Regions from separate parts of the Homo sapiens genome. Here region 2 is linked to region 1. Evidence: chromatin loops called from intact Hi-C (ENCODE). Cell type or tissue: GM12878. All regions are shown on one strand. Links, peaks and the distances in the headings refer to the core of each region. The heading gives the core; the rest is flanking DNA. Region 1 overlaps RBM26 (RNA binding motif protein 26). Region 2 has its middle 210 kb from the start of RBM26.

The links. Hi-C counts contacts between places; a loop is a spot of excess contacts. Peaks named below come from ENCODE experiments on the same cell type or tissue, not always from the same donor. Only the 100,000 strongest peaks of a DNase experiment are listed, where the experiment ranks them.
Region 2: a loop joins it to region 1, with 3.0 times the contacts of the local background. A loop is called at or near these places in 3 of 110 quality-filtered maps.

The regions. Positions count from the first base shown.
Region 1 is chr13:79,380,525-79,392,408 of GRCh38, forward strand. The region is part of intron 1 of RBM26 (RNA binding motif protein 26); the gene reads right to left. It also overlaps the pseudogene RNA5SP33. Among named protein-coding and RNA genes, the nearest start is that of RBM26, 20 kb to the right of the region's middle. In GM12878, for the core only: no CTCF peak of the experiment used is centred there; a DNase peak (open chromatin) is centred at 5,407; H3K27ac peaks cover 4,279 bases.
Region 2 is chr13:79,189,611-79,201,494 of GRCh38, forward strand. No RefSeq gene overlaps it. Among named protein-coding and RNA genes, the nearest start is that of RBM26, 210 kb to the right of the region's middle. RefSeq lists a silencer at 1,333-1,442 and enhancers at 4,628-4,717, 4,828-5,047, 5,308-5,427, 8,301-8,932. In GM12878, for the core only: no CTCF peak of the experiment used is centred there; a DNase peak (open chromatin) is centred at 4,891; H3K4me3 peaks cover 504 bases; H3K27ac peaks cover 2,892 bases.

The DNA of each region.
Region 1 (11,884 bases), core at 3,002-8,001:
TGTATTCATAGAGTACAATGTGATATTTTGATACCTGTATGCAATGTGTAATGAACAACCAGGGTAATTAGCCTATCTATCACCTAAAACATTTATTTCTTTGTGTTGGGAACATTCAAAATCTTCTCTTCTAGCTATCTGAAAATATATAATAAATTAACTGTAGTTACCCTACAGTGTTAAACAACACTAGAACTTACTCATCCAATCCAGCGTAATTTTGTATCTGTTAACCAACCTCTCCCTATCTCCCTACCACCCTTCCCAGCATTTGGTAACCACTATTCTACTTTCTACTTATATGAGACCAACTTATTTAGCTCCCATATATGAGTGGTAACATACAGCATTAATCTTTCTGTGCCTGGTTTATTTCAATTAACAATGTCAGGACGGGAAATTTTTGATGTCTGAACTATTTTCATCCAATTCAAAAGAATGATATAATTGTTTATAACTAAGCTAAAATTATTAAGATTTTACAAGTTAGAGTAACTAACAATAAAATAATAGCAGTAGTTAATTACTAACACTTACTCAACAATTACTAACACTTACTCAACACCTAGTTTGTGCCATGAACTGCACTTCTAATTTTACATACTATATTGGGCTCTCACTTTACTGATAAAGAAACTGAGGTTCAGAGAAAAGCTAAGTAGACTTCCCAAGACTACACAGCAAGGAAATGAATCAAGATTTAAAACTAAATCTCATACTCCAAAGTCCACATTCTTAACCACCACACTAGACTGCCTCTTACAACGAGGTGCCAGAAACCTGACTTCCAATTTACTTTTTAAACACCTAGAGTTACAGTCACTCCCTATCAACCAAATCAACCAGACATCAACCAAACTAGACATCAAGCTAAACATATTTCAATTTACTGGAAATCATTATGATACATAATAATATTATTATGTTTTATTGCAACTGCTGTATATAAATTCAGTCTACACTGAGTCTAAATGCTGTAATTTAATATTGGTTTGATTGTTGTGGTGAATTTTTAACTTATTAGTGGTTTTTCCAGTAACTTACCTGTCATTTTTCAATTCTCTCAACGAAATACCAAATCTATTTCATTTTTGCACCATTATTTTTTAAATAGGACATTTTAAAACTGAATTAAAATGTTAGCAGCTAAAAATCTAGAGGAAGGCTTTCATGATTTTTATAATTATTATGGTCTATAAACCACAGTTGGATAAAACAGCAAGACAGAATTAAAGAAGAATCTCTGCTCAACATCTTCTGTAGAAGCAATCTGAACTGAATAAAAAACGATTAGCCACAACAAATATACTACCATATACAGTTCTAAATCCTTGAAATAATTTGAAAGGCAGATGACTTTTTAACATTTGTTAAAAGTTCAAATTATATAGAAGCAGGGGTTATAATTTCACATTTAATGGCAAAACAACTGAATTTGCATTTGGGAAACAATTTTTCTTAAGTCCTACAAGAAGTTCCATTTTTACTTCAATATTTTTGAAAACAAAAAGCTGAGTAAAAAATATGGACCACAGAAATTTAATAATATACTGAAATGTTATGTATCAGGAACAGAAAGGCAAAACCTATGTTCTCTTTTCTATTTGTCTTAAATGTTATATTATCTGAACTTCTAGTGATGATGTTATGCAAAGTCAATTAAATAAACATTCAAATTAACTAATTAAAAAAACTATATTCATATAGCAAATTATTTTTAAAAATTATCTCCATGGCTAGCAAGATTGTTCGAGGTACTTTACCAGTTGCCACTGCTGATAAAAGGTTTGTAATTTGAATGATCTATATCTTGTCAGAGCTAGACTTTTCTTTACCCCTGCTATATACTGCTAGCATCCTGAAAATGTGTGAAAGAAAAAGCAGACCTGAAATTGCCTTATAGATCGGGGAAAAAAAGAATCAAGTTTTGAAAAGTATTTCTTAGCTCCCACAAACAACAAAATCTGCCAATAAAGTATGATTATGATCACCAAGTGCTCCAACTGCAATTACTCTTCTGTGTGTGTGTTGGGGCTGGTGAGGGAGCAGAATACAAACAAAAGCAAAAACTACAAAATAAGGCATGAGATCTAACTCAACAATAGCATTTGTAGAAGGCAAATAGAAGGTGAAAACTTAAGCACTTTAGTAAACGGTTAAGTTAAAGGAAATGAAAGTGTGAAATGGCTGGGGGGGAAACATAAATTATAAACATGCAATAAAACAGAAAACTGAGAACTAGACAGGAAAGAGTGCTGCTCTCCTATGCAGTAGAGTGTTAGTGCTTTCAGTTCTAGGTTCCACCTTTATAAATGCATAAACAAACTCAAACAGATTCTTAGAAAATGACCAAGATGGTAAATGGATATCATTATTAGATGGTTTTCTAGGGATTCTCAGCCTAGAGAACTGAAATGTCAGAGAGAACTTGGTAAGTCTTCAAATAATTGAAAAGTTATCACAAGGAAAAAGGATTACATTTGTCCAATATATCCTCCAAGGAATGTAACTAAAGCCAGTAAGCAGAAGCAGCCAAACAGGTTTTGGCTTAAAATAGAGATAGGCTTTTTTTTTTTAAAATAATCAGAGGCCTCCCAAAGGCAGAATAAACTGCCTGAGGGTTCTCCTTCATTAGAATGGTTTCAAGCATAGGCTGAACAGCTCTTGGCAAATAAGCACTGGACTGGATAGTAAATCCCACACAAGTATCAATGAGTAAAATCATTAGGTTTAAATCTGTTCATAAGATACTGTGCAAATATATGAAATATAAAATAACACATTAGTCTGTTCAATTACTGATCTACATATATTAGTAATAGAAAAGCATTTTTTAAAAATTACACTGTAGATAAAATACACACTACAAAAGATCTGAAACATATTAATAGTTACTAAGAGAGAGAATATACATACAAATATATGTCTCACTAGATCAATGGCTCATTTCTGTCAGGGAATCTTTCATCTTCATATAAAGTTTGATGAATAAAATAAGAAAATAAGTATGTTGGGTTTAGTGATTATCGTCCAAATATCGCATTCATTATTCAAGAAAATTTTAAAAGCACCTACTCTGTCACTGTTCTAGATCCTGAAAATACAACTTTTAGAAACATCACTGTTGCCACGGAATTTACATTGGGGGGTGGGGGGAACCAATATGCATATTACACAAACATACGTTTATAGTATGTATTGTCATGTAGACACGTGCTCTGAGGAAAAATCCAGGTTGAAAAGATAAAGTGTAAAGGAGGAGAAAGGAAGAAAGGTAAGGAGAAAGAAAACAGAAAAGATAAAACAAGTATTATTTAAGATCATCAAGGAAGGACTCTGTTGAAGGGACATTTAAACAGGGATCTGAATTTAGATAGGAATGGAAATGGAATGCAAATATGCTTTATGGCTATCCGGAAAAGAAAAAATTTTAAAAAGCCCAGGCCAAGGGAACCCATCAGAAAGAGCCTAAGGCCTACTTGACCTTCTTGACACATATGAGGGACAGGAGTCCAGTGAAATGGAGCAAAGTGAGCATTCACGAACACTGGGGTTTCCAATTTTAATTCTCCAAGGATTTCAAATTAACTGCTTCAGTGAGCTTTGGCAAATTAAATTTCCAAATCACTATGAAGTCATTCACATCAATGATTTTAAAGGCATAAAAATAAAACTTTGTCAATTCCTGAATATACTGTGTTAAGGATACAGCTAATAAAGTTTTTTTTTTTTTTTTCTTTTCATTTCATTTTTTTAGAGACAAAGTCTTGCTGTTACCCAGGCTGGAGGGCGGTGGTGCAATCATGGTTCATTGAAACCTTGAACTCCTGCCAAGAGATCCTCCCACCGCTGCCTCCCCAGTAGCTAGGACTACAGGTGCACACAACTACACCTGGCTAATTTTTGTTTGGGTGTACAAATAGGGTCTTGCTCTGTTGACCAGGCTGGTTTCGAACTCCTGGCCTCAAGTGATCCTTCTTCCTCGGCCTCCCAAAGTGTTGGGATTTACAGGTGAGAGCAATAGTGCCCAGCTGGCATCTTTGTTTTTAAAAACAGTTCAGTTGGAGACTTCCAGCTTCATGCATACCCTTTAAAAGCATAGAAGTGACCATCTAAGAAGGTCATTCTCTTCCAACTATATCTGGGGTGGAGAGGGAAGTACACACACTAAAGTTACAGAAGCCAAATTAATACAGAAAATCAAATGTTATAATAAAATATCTTTAAAAACTAAATATTCTTAACAAGAAACAAATCACCTCTGGAAATAAAGGTTGTACTAATCCCCCAACACACCCATAGTGTGTTTTAGTTTTTCAGATTTTCAAAACAGTAATGAGACCGTAAAGAAAGCTATAATACTCCAATACAATATTTCAAAAAGTTTGTTTTGCACGAGTTTCTTGGAGACTTTAGAAATTCAGTAGAATATAACTCACGGAATTTAACCCAAGCTTCCATGTTCAGTAATCTTGAAAAGAAGCTGGAGGTGGTAGTGGGAATTAAAAATTAAATTTAAATATGTTAACTGAGTAACTTTAGAACACGGATATGCACCCACGTCTGTTCTTTCCAAATTTTCATTTTATATTCAGGAAAAATATCTAATTTGCATCAAAGTCATGATTTTATATTCTGTACTTAGAATTACTCTTTTAAAAATCCAAATTTCATTGCAGCAAGCATAATACATACATTGAAAATTTTAATTGTAGTTTATTACATGCTTCACTTAATTCAAACAAGAAAGCAAAAATAGATTACTTATATACAGTAATTAGTTACAGCAAAGACTACTCATTAAGAGTTATTATACACCCAGTTCATTCTACAAAATAAAATCAAAATATAAGCATATCTAAATATGATCCATCCTTGAGCATCACACAATCTATTAATACTTCTTCATCACTGCAAAATGTATCACAATACATGTAATTATAACACTGAAAACTATTGGCCAGTTCTTTTATTCCCCCACATCATTCCAAGAAATAGCATGATTCCATCTTACTTTTAGAACAGTGGTTCTCAAACTTTTTGGTATCAGGAGCCCTCTATGCTTTAAAAATAGGAACCACTCCAAACAGCTTTTTATTTAAAAGAGTTATATCAATATTTATCAAGAATTAAAATTGAGAAAAAATTTAGTTTAGTTTGATATAATAAATCCATTAAAACTAGCATAAAAACTCTCTATATTTGTTTGAGTAATCAGAAGAAGAATTTATGTGCAAACAAACAGGAAGCCCATATGTGGGGCTGGCTTTTTTTCTGAATCCAGGAGTTCAAATCATATCACCAGGACTCTCTATTCTGCATTTTTCACTTTCAGAAATGCTCTCTATGTGTGGCAAAAATGATGGCCCCCAAGCAGTTCCCAGCTTACATTATTCTAACAGCTAGTGAAACCAGAAAAAGGAGGCTACTCTTCTCTCCCCCAGCATCCGTACTGGCCTCTGAAAATGACTCATCTTCCCCATTTAGGTCATATCCCCACTGCAGGTCAGGGATAGGCAGAGCTCTATGATAAATAGCCTCACCTGAAATTAAATACCATATTTTTAAAATTAAAAAAAAAAACACAAAAACTATTTTTCCAAAATAAAATACAAATTTTCTGAGAAGAGTGACCAAGTTTTACACTTTTTGCAAATACCTTTGTTTGGCTTAATAGAAGACAGGCCGATTCTTACATCTGTTTTTACATTCAGTCTGTTATGACATGTTATACTGGTTGAAGTACATGAAGAAAACCTGACCTGACACAGATACATAGTTGGAAAAACAAGGACCTCATAGACACCATGAAAGGCTCTCAGGAAATTCCAGGAATCCTGATATCACACTTGAGAACCATAGCTTTAGAAGTTACATAACTTCTAAATTAAATAAAAAAAAAAAAAGAAGTGCCCATTAAGTGTCAAAGACCCAATAGTCAGATAACAAAACCAAAGTAAAAGTTTGTACTGTTCAGTGCAAACAGCAGCAGCCCAAATGACAAATTAAGCCCAGATAGTTGTGGTTATAATTATGGTTATACATCAAGCCACAGAACTCTCTCTTTAAAAAAAAAAAAAAAAAAAAGGTGTATCTGCAATATGGTAACCCATGACTAACCTTCATATTTAGGGTTTTTTTTTTTTTAATTCCTATTCATAGTTGAGGAAGAATTGAGTTATCTGAGAAAAGACTGGTTCTAGAGGCCACCCCCACTCCATTACTCACATTCTGTCTAGTTAACAACAGATCTCAGGTAACCCATCCCTCTGGTTACTAAAATGAGAGAGCAGAGGCTAGTGAACATTTTCTTTTAAAACCAAAAAGGCAAAATTATCCAAAAGAAATAGCACTAAAACTAGAAATACAAAAAACCTAGTTCTATCATCCTGTTGGATAAATTTGGCTGAGTCGATTAAGCCTTTAACCTTTTTCTCATATTTCTTTAAAAGGTCTGGCTAATGCTGTGTGGTTATATATGTTAGAGATTCACTTCTAAGTCTTTCTCTAACATTGCTACCAAAATTTTCTGATACGGTTACCACAGTCATGCCAAAATTTATCTTTAAAAATGAGAAATTATTATGGACACTTTTCCGGTCATGAATCTTAAGACTAAGCAAACTAAGCTTCAGTTTTTTCATCTAACAGCTGACTTGCCAAACTAGAAATAATTACAAATAAATATAATTACAAATAAGACACACTTTATTAACCTGCCAAGCACCCTAACAATCGTTAAGGGATTACTAAATAATGAACTATGATAAAAAAAAATGCCTATAATCACCCCTAAAAATATACTTTAGTTAAATTCTGGTTGCTATATTTTAAGTCCTATATTACCTTTCAAACCTACTTTGTCCCAAGCCAAATTGTTAGCCTTTCCATGAAGCAGTCTGGTATTGAAGAAAAGCACTGAACTGTACTCCAAAAAACAATTTTCAGATTTCCAGTCTGGTGTTATTTCTGCTTTATTCACTAGTTATATAATCCTGCGTTAGCATTTTATTTCTCTAGGCTTTAGTTTACTCATTTAAAAAAAAAAAAAAGGCACTGAACCATACGATCTGAAAAAGTGGGTCATTTTTGTGAAAAAATATTTGGCTTTCACCACCTTGCGCTCTTTCTCCCTTCCCATTCCAGTAACTTTTAGTTAACTGAATTTCAAAATAATTTAGTACATAGCATTAGAATCTTCAAGAGAATTTTTTTTCTTTATGTCTTTCTAAAGAGTCACAGAATCCCATTTCCTCAGCACTCATGACCAAATTTTGAGCCCTTAGAAGGCATAAATAAATTCTACTTAATAGAAACATTTTGTGTATTTCTCCTAAATTGCCAGACCTATATAATTTCTGTACATTGTTTCTACCACTGTTACATAGCAACTACTGGTATGTTTGACTGTTTCTCCCATTGGTATTACAGATAACTATGCCTGCCTTTTCCCTAGAACAAATCACAATGTATTGAGAAGGAGCTTCTAATTACCAACATTATAGCAATCTAAATTCAGGCATTTCACAACTCACTCTTAAACTAGACTAAGAAATAGCTAACTAGTCTTCCTTTGTCTTCAAAACGTTTTATCTAATCAAACCTCTACATGCCATAAACTGGAATGCAGTGGCGATCTCAGCTGACTGCAACCTCCGCCTCCCGGGTTCAAGCAATTCTCCTGCCTCAGCCTCCCCAGTAGCTGGGATTACAGGCATGTACCACCACGTCTGGCTAATTTTTGTATTTTAAGTAGAGATGGGGTTTCACCATGGTGGCCAGGCTGGTCTCGAACTTCTGACCTCAGGTGATCCACCCACTTGGGCCTCCCAAAGTGCTGGGACTATAGGCGTGAGCCACCTCGCCCAGCAAGCAACATTCTTAAAAAGAGACTGGATCAAGTAACTCCTGTTTTAACCTTCCCCACATCTCATAATATAGCTCCAAAATTGTCCAATCACTTCAGTATAGCAATAAAACTTTCTCTACATCTGAAACCCACAGAGGCTAGGTGGATTCAAGAGCCTTTTCCTAATCACAATGTATACTCACGATTCCTCCAAACTTCATGTATTCTCACAGAACTTAACTGTTCCTCCAATTTGGCTGTTTAATGTCATCACAGGCATCCAAACTTAACATGATTCAATTTAGGTAAGTGCATTAACAACTTTAGAGACTGGTAACTGCAAGTTTATAAAGCAGTTTTCAAAAATAAGTTCTACCTATTTCAGTCTGCTTGCTACTATAAAAAATTAAACTTTTTAAAAAGGTAAGATAAGCACTTGAGATCATTAAAGAAAGTAATAGTAACAAATAAGAAACGTCACAATGACAATTTCTTACAAAATATGTCCAAAAAAGATCACAAGTTACAGGCCTCAAAGTACCTGTTATTGCATTTATAACTATTACAAGGAGCAACAAATAAACGACCGGCTGAAGTATATATTAATGCTATGTGGAATCTATAATCATTCAAACACTTTTCATTTATAAGTGACTTCATTTAAGATTTTATAAATTTTTTTATCAACTTTTAAATTGCCTGTAAAATGGAAAATAAATAATTGCAGAATGTATGGAGCAGAGATATACAGAACTCAAAAGTAGGCTAGAATTTACACTGACACACTATCTCCCGTAACTTCTTTTAAAATGGCTCTTTGAAACAAAAAACAAAATGAGGAACTACTTATAATGCAATACATAACATCATAAAACAAGTTCCTCTGAAGTACTAGATTTAAACCAAGAAAGTATACTTAATACTAAGAAAGCCTCCAACAGCAGCATTAGCTGACTTCTAGAAAATAACTTCTACTAATGAGAATAAAGCAAACATACACATAGAGGAAGATGTTCATTGCAGAGTTATTTAAAAAGTCAAAAACAGTGTACTAGTTGCGTTGTTAAAGAAAAAAAGAAACGGGAAAAAAAATAGTTATTTGGAAAGCCAAAGAAAAAAGCAAACAACCTAAATGACAAATAAGAACAGAATGGTTACATAAACTATAGTCTCTCATCCATGTACTAACCAAGCCTAATCCTGCTTGCCTTCCAAGTTAGATGAGATCAGGGGTGTTCAGAGTGGTATGGCCGTAGATGATTTGGTCATGCAAAAACACTGGATTTCAGCCATTGTAACGGCATAAAAACTACATATTAACAGTAAAAGTTCAAGGATGGGAAACGTAAAGAGGATTTTGCTTTTCAAGTCAAAGTCTTTTGGTAAGTTTTCCTTGACTACATACAGGAAGTACTTAAATAATTCAAGAAAATAAGCTTTTTTCCCCTAAAAAGTAATAATTACATCATAAATAAAGCACTATTTAAACAAAGTGCAATACACTCACATAATGGAATTCTATGGAACCACTGGAAAGAATAGGAATCTACCTAACAGTATACTTTTATGGGATGATGTGCAGTGTTACTGGAAATACTAGTTGTAGTAGCAACATATAAATGATTCTATCTATGAAAAAAAGTCATGTATATTCATCAATAGGTGGCACATGCATATTTTTACAGATATATGTTTACAAGTTTATATATGAGAATCAGAAAGGAATAAGAAGACTGATTTTTGGTTTCTATTTCTACACTGTTTAAATTTTTATTAGAACCATCATGTACTATTTTTAATTAGTAAGACTTAAGAAATTGTGTCAAATTAACAATAATGAGAGCATTATTATTGTTAACTACTGTATATACCATGATTCTGACAACAGAATACTACTCAGCAATACAAAGAAGCAAACTACAGATATATGCAATAATATGGATAAATCTCAGGCACATTAAAGCCTTGCTCAAAATAATACTCTGATTCCACTGACAGAAAAGTTCTACAACAGGTAATACTAATATATAGTGTAAAAAAGGCAGAACACTGCTTTCTTCTAGAGGTAGGTGGGGGCATGGGAAAAGAAATGAGTAAATTTTCCAGGGCAAGGGTAATGTTATCTTAACAGGTGACTGGGTTACAAAAATGTATACACTTGTAAAAACTATAAAATGGTACACTTAAGATCTGTGCACTTGATTGTATCTGTATTCTAAAATTAAAATAAAACTAAAGTACTGAAGTAAAGCATGGTATGCATGCTTTAGGGGTAAGTGCACTGACATCTGCGATTTACTCTGAAATGAACCAAAGGATAATAGTGACAAGCACACTAAAATGTTAATGGTAGAATCTCAATGACGGGTATGTCACTGTAAAATTCTTTCAACTTTTCTGTATATTCAAAATTTTCAAAATAAAGTTGTAGGGCAAGGGCAGTCAAGGAAAACCAGGCAGGAAAATTCTAAAAATGAACATTATTGACAGAGGACTAGCCTTTCATCACCAAAAATAAGAGAATAGTGTAAAAGATATAGATCAATATATAAAAAGTCTAGAATAAACCCAAATACACATAAGAACTTAGTATCTATTTAAGGTTGCATCTCAAATCCCTGGGAAAACATGGATTATGCAGTCAAGTTTTATAGAGATAACTTTGTGTGCATCTGAATAAAAATACATAAATAAGGCTATATCCATACTTCATACCTGGATTTTCTTTAAAAATAAGATCATAAAGGACATGGATGATACTACTTGAGAAAATACAGTGACTGGTTTCCATTTTGCCTCACTGACTTCTCGTGGTAAGTCACAGTATGATTTGTAGCACGCATATAGTCAATTAGAGTTCATTAATTGACTGGTAACCCAATTAGTATGCTGGCATACAGTAAGCACAACTAGTGATAGCTTTCGCTATAATATCACTGGCAGTAACTTCATCTCAAAATAGGGAAAGTTTTTCTGACTATGACTACAATAGAAAATCCAAACCCCATGAAATAAAGGATAAATTCAACTACATAAAATGAAGCATTTCTTTTTGTGTGTGTGTTTTTTTGAGACAGTCTTGTTCTGTAGCTCAGGCTGGAGTGCGGTGGCGCCATCTAGCGTCACTGCAACCACCACCTCCTGGGTTCAAGCAATTCTCCTGCTTCAGCTTCCCCTGTAGCTGGGATTACAGGCGCCCACCACAACACCAGGCTGATTTTTATATTTTTAGTAGAGACATGGTTTCACCATGTTGGCCAGGCTGGTCTCGAACTCTTGAACTCAAATGATCCACCCACCTCAGCCTCCCAAAGTGCTGGGATTACAGGCGTGAGCCACCGCACCCAGCCGAAGCATTTCTATATTAGAAAAATTACCATAAGCAGAATCAAAACATAAATGTCAGTATGGGAAAGAGAAAGTTGCAGATCATATCACAATTTCCCTAATACATGAAAAGCTCCTACAAATCAACTTTTTAAGAAACCAACAATGTATCAGAAAAACTAGGGAGTGTATGAACAATCAACAGGAAAAAATATATAATACGTAACACTATATATAATTATATATTATACAAGAATACATAATTATTATATAATTATATATTATGCAATACATTATTATATAATTATATATTATACATTATTATATAATTATATATTATACAATACATTATTATATAATTATGTATTATACAATAATACATAATTATATAATAATGTATTATACAATACATAATTATATAATTATATATTATACAATAATACATAATTATTATATAATTATATATTATACAATAATACATAATTATTATATAATTATATATTATACAATAATACATAATTATTATATAATTATATATTATACAATAATACATAATTATTATATAATTATATATTAATTATATATAAAATATATAATTAATTGTATAACGGTAATATATAATTAGTAATTATATATAATTACATTATATATTATTTATGATGTAACCATTACTTTTTAGGAAAAAAGCTTACTTTCTTAAATTATTAA
Region 2 (11,884 bases), core at 2,628-7,627, 190 kb before region 1:
TCTCCTCTCTCCTTATATTGGTCTTTGTTTATAAGATTACTAGTATAGAACCTTACACAGAGTAGAAACAACCTCTATACATTGTATAAATATGGGCAAATTAGCCAAACCTCAAGGTTCTAAGGCCTTTGGTTCATTTGTTTCATATAGCCCATGGACCCAAAGTGGTGGGACTGATTTCCACAGAGAAATCTATCACAGGACAGCAACATACATTGTTCTCTTCCATTCTTGAATTTGACAAATGTAAGTAATGTTATAACTGACTCTTTCTAGAATTAACAGTGACATTTTTTGTTTATAAATTAAATTACAGCCAGACACAGTGACTCATGCCTGTAATCCCAGCACTTTGGGAGGCCGAGGTGGGCAGATCTCTTGAGCTTAGAAGTTGAAGACTAGCCTGGACAACATGGTGAAACCCCACCTCTACAAAAGATTTTTTAAAAATAGCTGGGTATGATGGTGTGCATCTGTGGTCCTAGCTACTTAGGAGGCTGAGGTGGGAGGATGGCTTGAACCCAGGAGGTGGAGGTTGCAGTGAGCTGAGATATTGCCACTGCACTCCAGCCTTGGCAACAGAGACAGACCCTGTCTTCAAAAAAATAATAATAAATAAAAACAAATTAATTAAATCACTTTGCCTTTAGTTAACTTACCATAATCCTTTGTTAATCAATATATAAATTCTCATTAGTCTTCTCTATAATTTCCTTACATTTACATTGGTTTCTAAGTTTGGATAACTTTAGAAGGCTATTTGTGAGGGTATTAATTGATATTATTGGAGAGTAGCAGAAGAGACCCTGCTGCTTTAAAATATGAAACACAGGGAAGATCACCTGGTTTGTAAATGATCAATGCTAAGTCATTTGTGAATTTTGGCAAAGGTGGTTTAATTTACTCTAACATTTTACTTATTTAACAAAGTCCTCATGCAGTGCTCACTGTCTGCCAGGCACTGCTCTGTGTGCTTAATCAATATGTACCATCTATGCAGAAGTTACTTTTTAAAAGTATGATGTTGAAACTATCAGTATTCTTTCCTTTGAAAGATGAGTGACAACAACAGCAAAAAACTATATTCAGCCGCTTTGTTGTGTCATGAGCAAAACAGAAAACAAATTAGCATCGATGGCATTGGCTTTCATGTAGATTAGAATACCCTCTCCTGGTATTCTTACGTATTCATAGCATTGTAACAACTGATGGTTTTTAAATTTCTCTACAAATCAATCCAGATTATGAAATCTGATGATCAGAACACCTAATTGTCACCAATCCAAATTTACCTACTGGAAAAAAGTGTTTTTTTCATTATATTTCTATCTTACATTGATTTTCTTTCCTGTTGAGAACCAAATTTCAAGCATTTACAGACTCCAGGTGGTTCACACCTCCTAGAAAGATTTCTCTAGAGAGCCATTTACTTCATTTTTTCAGTTCCTGCAGTGCCAGTAAACCTCGCAGAGGAAATGTTATGTAGAGGGAAGTGAACAACAAGGGAGGTGACTCCCTAAAACAAATGCAATAATAATTCAACACACTCCAGCCACACTGCAATGCAGAAACCAAGTAAACAAGCCATTGCTTTCGCATTCACTGTGCTAAGATGTGAGCATATCTGCATTATACCTGACAGAATCAACCTCTGAACAGCAGAGAGCTCAATGGTGCCAAAGCAGAAGTTGGCAATAGCACCAACAACTCTAGCACTTCTTGTTCCTATCCTCTTCTGTATAGTGCTTCAAGAAATAGGTCCCACCATAAGAAAAACAACAACAACAACTAAAGATGAGACTTCTGCAATCAAAGAGGGATAGAGTTAGGCTTGTCACACTTATGAGGAAGTTCAAAGCCGAAAACACAGGGCAAAACAAAGTTAAAGATAAAAGAACTGAAAGGCAATGCCATCTATGCTGATACTGAATTCCATTTTAGAAAAAGAAGAAATTAAGTGGAGGAACTTGTTGGAAGGGAATGCTCTGCTCTTCTTTATTTCTTATGTTTTCTTCCTATGAAACAAACATGTTAGTGTCACTCCAGCCTCTCCCTGCCCCCTTCCTCACTGCAGTCTGGGGGAAGAGGAGTGGCATGTGTGCTTGCTAAATTTGGAGAAGAATTTGGGAACTTATCTGGCCTATGCCAGTCAAGTGACACCAAAATGTGGGAGTGAGGAGCAAGTCTGTCCAGTTCTAGGTTCAAAATCAACAAGCTCACTAGAGTAATAGACTCTAAGCTCTGTCATCCAATCTGAATTCTATTAGTGGCAATAGGGACATTTTTTATTCCATATTTACTCTTGGCTCTATTTCTCAACTTGCTTGGAACCCACGTGGGAAAGAGAGTAGCCACTCATTAGAGACCACCATGGAAAGCCCTCAAACTTTCACTGTTAAAATAAAATACTCAGGGTGTATCCTTCTTTCTAGAGAGAATCAGATCACTTGTTCAAGCTTCCTATTCTTCCACTTTACCACTACTTTTCCACCAGTGAATCTCTAACCATCCCTTTCCCAAGCTCCTCATACCCTCTTGCTGTCTTTCCTGCCCCATCAAAGCTTGCTTTCATTTGGTTTATTTGTATCTAGATGTAAATGACTAATAACAATTTCTAACATGTTAGCTCATCAGAATTCAGCTTTTCAGATCCCTCAGGATTCTTTAACATTTTAGACTCAGAAGACCTCAAAATACAATGTCCTTATAGAAAATATAGTGGCATCAAGGTAATGGCAAATAACAAATGCACCTGAGAGAAGTTACGGATTGTACCCAGTGTGTCTTTGTGGTGGGATGGAATTTGGGGTCTGTGCATTTCAGAGAATATTTTTACTAAATAAAATAATTGGAGAGAGACTAGGCCAAAAACATAGTATTTTTTTCCAGCTAACTGGTAGTCATTCTTTAAGACTGATTTTTTAAATGTTGTCTTATTGATAAGATCTGACCTCATTTTCCTACATAGGGCAGTTCTTCCTCACCTGTGCTCCTCACAGAAATCACAAGGCTCTTCTCTCCCCTTTTTCTATTACAGTGCCTTGGGATTGTCTGCATATTCATCTGCCCACTAGTTTCTGATCCCCTCAAGAATGCAAGGAGTGTCCGATTGTCTTTGCATATCAGTCTGATAGCCAGAAGTATTCCATAAATTGGGGGGAGAGTTGGATGGAATTGTACCAGATGGTAGGAGTTCAATGAGAAAGAGAATAAAAAGGCTCACCTATTTTGAAAGTATTAATCTTTTCTCGAAAAAACAAGAAATATTAGAGAGGCTCTAGGAGGCAGAAGAAAGAAGATGAACTGAGAAGAAAGGTTACAGAACGCAATAGAAATGGCTTTAGGGGTAGATGAGAACATGACACCCACATTTAGAAGTGTCGAAGAGATTAGAATAGTCAGAAATGTGATATGGGAGAGCAAAATTCCCCCAAAGAGACAGCATGGGGAATGGCTGTGCAATAGCAGTGCTAACAGGGACAAGGACAAGACACGATTAGGACTGCTCTGACCTAGGGGCAAACAACCACTGCCAAGGACCTTAGAAGGTCCATCTTTCACTATCTAGAAAACTGGCTGCAAAAAGATGTTCATTCTCTTAAGCAGTAAAGCCAAGTTCAAAGACCTGTACCCTTAAACTAATAAGTTAAAACCCCAAAAGAAGGATTTTAATAATTATGAAATAATTTGAGGACATAACAAGAACTTCTACTTAAGAAATAGAATCTTTTGATTAATAATAAAAAAAGGCAATATGGAATAAGCATCCAAAAAGTCAAATGTTAATAATATTCAGCCTTGAAAAGGAAGGAAGTTCTGACACATGCTACAACACAAATGAACCTTGAGGACATCCTGCCAATTGAAATTAGCCCATCATGAAAAGACAAATACTGCTCGACTTCACTTATATGAGGTTTCTATGTGTACTCAACTTCATCGAAACAGAATAAGTACAGAGTGCCAGTTTTGCAAGATGAAAAGTTCTGGAGATTGGCTATACAACAACATGAATATAGTTAACAGTACTAAACTGTACACTTAGAAATGACTAAGGTGCTAAATTTCATGTTATGCATTATTTACCACAACAAAAAATAAAAATAAAATGTTTAATTTTTAAACCTTTTTAAATAAACCAATAATGCTACAAATGATTTTCATTCAATTATCTTCAAGACACAAAGGAAAAGATAAAAAAAAAATTTCAACCATAGCCCAAGTTATGTGGGTATATTGGAATTATTTGCTCATCTTAAATTTTCACAGAAGTAACACGGACTTCTCCTTAAAACAAAAAATCAAAATTTCAAACCAACAAACAATATGCTGTCAGTTTATTTCATGGTTACATCTTGAATTTAGCTAAAAAACACAAGGCAAAAATTCTCTGATGCTGTATGTCTTCAATATTTGCCCACCTACCCCGAAACTAGACAGGTTTTGCATTCTTATGCATTTTTCTCAGATTTTGTGCTTAGATTACTTTTTTTCTTGCTTTTCAAAAGTGCCTGAAACCTATTTCCTTATACCTTTGCTGTAATGAGGGGAAAAAAATTGTTTGATTAGAAATATTTAGGGGTGGGCAAAAAAATTTGCATTTCTGCTGACAGCTTCTATACTAAGTTTGGCCCAGTGGGATTAGAAGTCTCTGAGATATTAAACCTCGGAAAGAAGAATTTGTAATGGAAAGGCTGAAAGAACTTAATTATAGCCAGTAGCACCACTCAAATACTTTAAGCATCCTCAAATGTGCTGTGTTATCTTAAGAGAAAAAAAAAGATACAGAAAAGATGGAGGTTATGGATCAGACATAGGCATCACCAAAAAAGCAGTTTCACTTCTGGGTAATTTGGGGCAGCCAGTCTAACCACAGAACATCCGCAGTGCTATTTAAAGAACTAGAGAGATGTCACACTCATTATGACACCTGCAATCATTAAATCTGAAAATGACTTTAGCTAACTTCTCATGAGTGCCTCGCTCAGGACACCTTCCTTGTGTGTATTTAAGATCTAGAGTAGGAAGAGTCAATTGAGTTTCTCTTATCTTAAAGTAAAAGACAAACATCAGAAGGTCTCTGCTTTTATTTGCAAGAAATACAATTCTCCTATAATATATACTAGAGTTGACCCTGGAATAGATTGTTCTGTCATTTTCCTCATTTCTTCCTTTTCCTCACTTATAGCAGAAAAGTCTTACCCATTCCCCCACTCTAAGTGTCCCCTCTGAGCTGAGAAACTTGATGATCTTGTCACAGGTAAACAGGCAAAAGAACATCCCTGCACTTTCCACTGTCCTAGGCATGCGGCTGAATGCAGGGCTCTGCAGAGAGGAACCATCTCCACGCTGTTGTGCCTGTAGTATTGGGGCACCAGGTCCTCCACCTACATGATGAGAATAGTCTTTATAACTAATAATCCTTATATCAGAATAATTAGACAAACCTTATATTCTGAGGGGTACTGTCATTCTCTTAACCTAATTCCTGGAATCCAGTCCCTTATCTGTCTTAATCAAATTTTCTAAAAGTTCCTTCTCACTTCCATTGACTTAATGACTATTGTAGCTTTAGCTTCCTTTTGCATCCAAGACCACAGACTTCCACAAGTCTGCTTGATTTTCTTTTCCAAACACAAGGAGTCATTTTACTCATTGATTGCTATCAACCTATGACTCCTGATAGGCCTTATCATGTTTTAAAACCCTCATCCAAATTCCAATAGCTCTGTTTTCTGGAACCTGAACTGCCCTTCCACCCCCAGCCACCCAAATCTCTCCTATTTCTGATTCCCTGAGAGAATGTTTTCCCTCTCTCATCCATTCCATGAAGCAACACATTCTTTCATGGATTTACTGGAATTCGAGGGAACTGCCATTGCAGGTAAATCTTTCACATTCTTATGATGAATTCAGAACTCCAAAGTAGCAAAAGTAACATGATGAAGTCCAGATTAAAGTATTTTGTTCATCATTCAGATGGATTTTCACAGCCAGCTTGTATGTAATGATTAAAGTTGTAACCAGGAGCAGACTCCAGGCCATTTCTTGCTTTGCCTGGGAAACCTATTTAATGTAACAACTTCAGATCACTCTGTCCCTTGAGGCTTCTCTCCCACACCTATTAAAGAACACCACCAATAGAGATAGCTACCTAGATGACAACTGTAAAAAAGAGGAAATTTTGTCAAAGACAACCCCTATCATGGAGCTAAAATAATCAAGACTCTATCTAATGTCAAGCAACTTCCTTCTTAATATATACTTTTAGCTCCTGTACATATGTATTTATTTTTACTGCAAAATGTGAGATTACCATGTGCCTACCATATTCTAGGCACTGGGGATAACTGTGTACTGCTAGGCAGGAGGCCTGCCCTTAAGGAGCTGACCTTTCCCTGGCTGCTTGATTCTTTTTCTTCTTTATCTTTTTTATTGGCCATATCAGAAGCAGCTGTGAAACCAATTCATGCTTGTCTCTACTCTGCACTAACTTCTTCATTCATTTATTTAGTCTCTTCCTCATATCAGTGCTTCTAGATGAAACATTTTTTCTCTCCTAATATGCTTTTCCAAAATAAATTACTCATTTTGAGGTGCTTTTAGCACTATGAAAGACACTTTAGTGGCCCTCCTTAAAGCTGTCAACATGCACCCACATAGCCAAAGGTATCCTGTTGGAGTTGAACTGTACTATCCACAACCCAATATAACATGAGATAGTTGGGTTTCAAATGGTTTTGTAAGGTTGCCTTTCATTGGCGGGTGGTAATTCATCTTCCAATCAGGCCATCATCAACAAAAACACTTTGTGAGTAGAATACAATAACTCTTCTTTATACACTCCTGAGGTTATCTGAGTAAAATTTCTCATACCAAGCAACATTTCCTCAGTCTTTGAGCTTGCTCACCTTACCCTACTCTTATCTTCCCCAATCTCAGTCAGTGTGATATAGAAATAGAAACTCATTTTAGTACCCTCCTCGAGAGGCTGCTGTGTATGCCACCACTTTGTCTTTCAAACACTGATATGGATTGGCTGTGTCCCCACGCAAATCTCATCTTGAATTGTAGTTCCCATAATCCCCTTGTGCCATGGGAGGGACCTTGTGGGAGGTAATTGAATCATGGGGGTGGTTACCCTCATGCTGCTTTCATGACAGTGAATAAGTCTCACAAGATCTGATGGCTTTATAAAGGAAAATTCCCTGCACAAGCTCTATTGCTTGCCACCATGTAAGACGTGGCATTGCTCCTCATTTGCCTTCTGTCATGATTGTGAGGCCTCCCCAGCCATGTGGAACTGTGAGTCAATTAAACCTCTTTCCTTTATAAATTGCCTAGTCTCGGATATGTCTCTATTAGCAGCATGAGAACTGACTAATACAAACACACACACAACACATAGTGTTACTCAGAGTGCTTCTGTTATGCACATGGCTACTAAAAAGTCAAATTAACATTTAAGGAAATCACTCCCATCTATTGCGTCAAAACTGACTGAGCCAAAGGCAAACCCATGGAAGAATCAGAAATCAGTGTATCCTGAACTAACTTGAAAATCCTTACTCTAGACTGCAAATCAAATTTCCAGCTGATTTTTAGTGATGAACACTGCAGGTACACTTTTTGGGTAGCTTATGGACAATAAAATACCAATACGTAGTTCTCTTCTGGTCCATATAGATCAAAGCAAAGCCATTTACAAAAGATTTTCCTGCTTCATAATCCCCATGAAGTTGAAATTCACCTCTCTCAGACTTAATATTGTTTCTTTCTTCCCACAGTAAAGACCCGCCGCCTGTGAGATGACCCAGGCAGAAGTTCAACACTTTGGTACTTCGTGCCTCAGGCCTTTCACTAAGAAAATTGAGTGTGAGAACTTTATCTCCAAAAGTGTCTGCCTGTTGTGACATCTCTCCTGGGTCTCTGCAACCCTAAATTCTTCATTTCTTTTCAGAATTTAGCTGAAAAGCACTTTTTGCTGCCTGTTTATCTCAATGTCTGTCTCTCACTGCTAGTATTTATTGCTTATCACTGTAAGTCTTCATTGAATGTAATCTGTTTGGGGATACAGTTGGCATGAAAAATGCTTCACCAAATGAAGTTGTAAAGTATTATACATAAATACTTAATTCCTGGATTTATTTATTATCATCATTACTTATTTACCACCATAGGCATCCAGGACACCTTTGAAAGAAATAAATCTGGTGGGTTGCTCTCCCAAATTTTATCAGAATATCTTATAAGATATAAATTAATGTCATTATGTAATAAGTATTAAAATTCCTTATATGGCTAGTACACATTTTAGTTTATGAAAACTTGTACATATCTAATCTTCCCAGCCTTCCAATGGTGAAAATGATTGAGTCTCCAGGTTACAGGTCAAGAAACTGAGACTCAGAAAGTTTGAGTGATATTCCCAAGGTCACGTGAATAACGAATTTCAGAGCTGGGCTCAAACCCAGGTATCCTCCTCCAGGTCCTAAGCCCTTCTCTCTCCCACAGCTGCCTACAGGATCAGCAGGATGAAAGTAAACCCAGCAAGGGCCAAATGAGAAACAAAACAGGATCCATTGTCTCCTTTCTCTGCTTTGTGAAGCCTTCATGACAGGGTACAGTTTGGTATACACTGAATTTACATTTTATATTGGTGAAATTAACATGACTTTGTATTTAATTCAGGGTCATTGAACCCTAAGTTTACATTTGAGGTCCCCATACTGAATTTCTATTTGCAATAGTAGGCAAGCTAGAAAAGGCCACTGTAATTAGCCCTAATTAATACACTAGTTAGTACAATTAATGAGTTCTTTTCTCTATGTGCCCAAGAAATACTGGAGATACCTGAGCTACAATTAGGCCATTTAGTGGAAAGAGTCCTGTGCCAGCAAAGGGAGACACAGATCCATGTGGAGCAAAGAAAGGTGATGTTTGTTCATATGAGTGGAGTCTGTGACCTTTATTACTTTTAGATTATTAGAATGCATTTAAGTAATGGCTATACATGCTTGAAAGTCTGATGGGCCTTGGAAATACATTCAATTACATTTATTCCATCCAATACATCCTTACTCTGCCAATGACAGATACAGAGAAAAAAACTATGCAATAAGAATTTCCATGGCTAAGCAGTTATATACATTTTAGGGGATGTTTTGAAGCATTCTGTTTGGATGGTAAACTCATAGTCTCTTGCAACTTCATTTGTTTGTCTGTTTAGGAGTCTTTAACAGGGAAAATTACCTTTCCATCAGTTTTTTTGAAAGTATTCCAGATTTTACCATCCTTTTCAAGAAAATGTCTACCTCTCATTCAGGTAGTCCTACACTAAATCCAGTCTCATACCCTTGCGCATTCCCTGAAGGGAATAGGAACATGAGCCCCGAATTCCCATGGGAAGTCTGCTGCACAAACCAACAGAGAATTTCAGAATAATGCTGTTCTTGTCACTGGGAGCTCTGCAAATAACCTTTGCTTATATAATACAATTCAATCTAATTGATGTTACAATGAAATTCCGGCTCTGCAAATCTGTCTTATCTTTAAAAGTTGCCCCGTGTTACCCCTTCCTAAAGGAGTGTTTCAGTGCAAACCCCAGAGGCTGTGGACATGCAATTCCTCAAAAGGAATAAATTAACTATTGAATCTTATACTGGCAGTCGATGGAGCATAGTAAGTCCCCAAATAAATATACTGCCTGGAAAATTTGATTCATTTATAATAAAATAGATTAAATTGTCACCTTGAACTGAAAAATAATTACTCTTGAACTAAGTGTAACAGACCAAATGCATCTATTTTGGACAAGAAAAAAAGAGGAAAGGGATAAATAGAAAATGTAATGTCTCAGTTTACATAGAAACCATCTGAAAGAAATTAAAAAGTGGGAAATAAGGAATATAAAACATCATGCATATGGGCAAACAATGTAAGTGTTTTCCATGTTTTCTATTCACATCATTGATTTTAGTTCTATAATCAAAATTAGGAAGCACATGAGTTCAAAACTGAGTACCAGAATAATTAACTTACTTTTGATATCAAGTGGATAAAAATTAAGCTATTATGATGAGCATGTATGATATATTAATCCACAAATCATTAATAAAGTTATTAGTAATTTAATTTACCAAATTTATTTCTATCCCCAAAGGAATGGATTATAATAATAATTGGGATTTGTGACAGTTTACAACAAAGGTTATTTAGACAAGCTTAATAAAATGGAAAATAGAAATTCAAAATTATAGGCAGCCAGCCAACAAGTTAAGCTAACTGTGAAGATGATAACATTATTACAAATAATTAACAAATTTGGCTCTCAGCATCCATTGAACAAGGACAGAAAGGAAACATTTCTGTCATTTCACTTTCATTTCATTCTGTCATTTCATTTAAATTATCTCATAGAGGAAACATCAATTTTCTTTGAGGTTGCAATGTATTTCTGGGCACTAAATCTTTAAATAATGTTCTCAAGTAGAACCTTATCAAGAGTACTCCGAGTAAAGCAAAGGACAAAAAGTCTTCAATAACAGTATTGCTATCATTGGTGGTGGTGGTGGTGGTGCTTTTCACTTTGTTTCTTTTAGTCATAAATCTCAAAACCCATTGCCATTCCATAAATGTAAAATGTATTACACATAAATAAGGCAACATAACCATGCATTAGATTTCTGGTGGACTACCTTGCTCTAAGAGTAGGAAAAACATGTTTCTGAGACTACTTTCTTTAATTGCATATCATGTCTCTTCCATCAGGTTAAACGTAGAATCCAGAAAGATCATTATTGGCACTTATAGTATCCAAAAGGGTCTGGAGTGCTAAGATGCCATGTTGGCTACTGAAAACTACAAGAAGTAACCTTTAGAAATCTTACTAAAATTGCATCTATTATAAACCAGGCATCATTTGGGGCTACCCTGTCCCTCAAAGAGTTGTCAAGCTGGCTCCCCTGATTTCACTTCTATGTGAGTCCAGAATCCTCCATACATTTTTGGCATATTTCTGACCTGTCTGCTTTTCCATTCCTAATGAGATCTGCCATCTCAGTTTGACCCTGCACTATTTCCCATGAGAAAGCCAATGACCCTCATGAATACTGTGAGTTTAGTAAGTCAGCTCAGCTTGACAGTTACAGAAAGAGAGGTCGTTGTTCCCCACACAGCATTCTCCAGCCCACAGGCCTGCCTCCTGCTCCTCCACCTCTGAGAGAACCAAGACCCTTAAAAAATGTCCATGCCCACCATGGCCTACATCCACTGCATCTGGGAAATGTCCACGCCCACCATGGCCTGTCCACTGCTTCTTGGAAATGTCCACACACACCATGGTCTACATCCACTGCTTCTGGGAGATGTCCACGCCCACATGGCCTATGTCCACTGCTTCTGGGAGATGTCCACGCCCACCATGGCCTACGTTCACTGTTTCTGGGATATGGAGCAGCCCTACACTTTCACTCTGGAATTCAGCGGAATAACACGTCTGCTGTCTCACTACAACTTCTCACCCTGAAGAATTGGTGAGAAGAGCCATATTTATTTATGGCTGAGGCTTCTCCCCTAGGCCCAACCCCACAAGTGGTCTTACTTCTTTCCGGGAAAAACAATAATGGTTTCCGGAGCTTCTCCTCTCTTAAACCCAGAAGACCTCATCACTCTTCCTACTTCTATCCAGATGTTCATTTATTGGAAACTCCTGAGGGACAACCTGCGTGTAACAAGGTGGCTGCCTTAACCACAAATGAACCTGACAATTGATTTATGGAATCCGAGGCAGTTTAAATATTTTCTTAATCTATCTGACACGATGCTGAAGCCTTCCAAAGGGCAGGAGGTAAATAAATTCCTGTGTTTACACATGTTAGAGAGA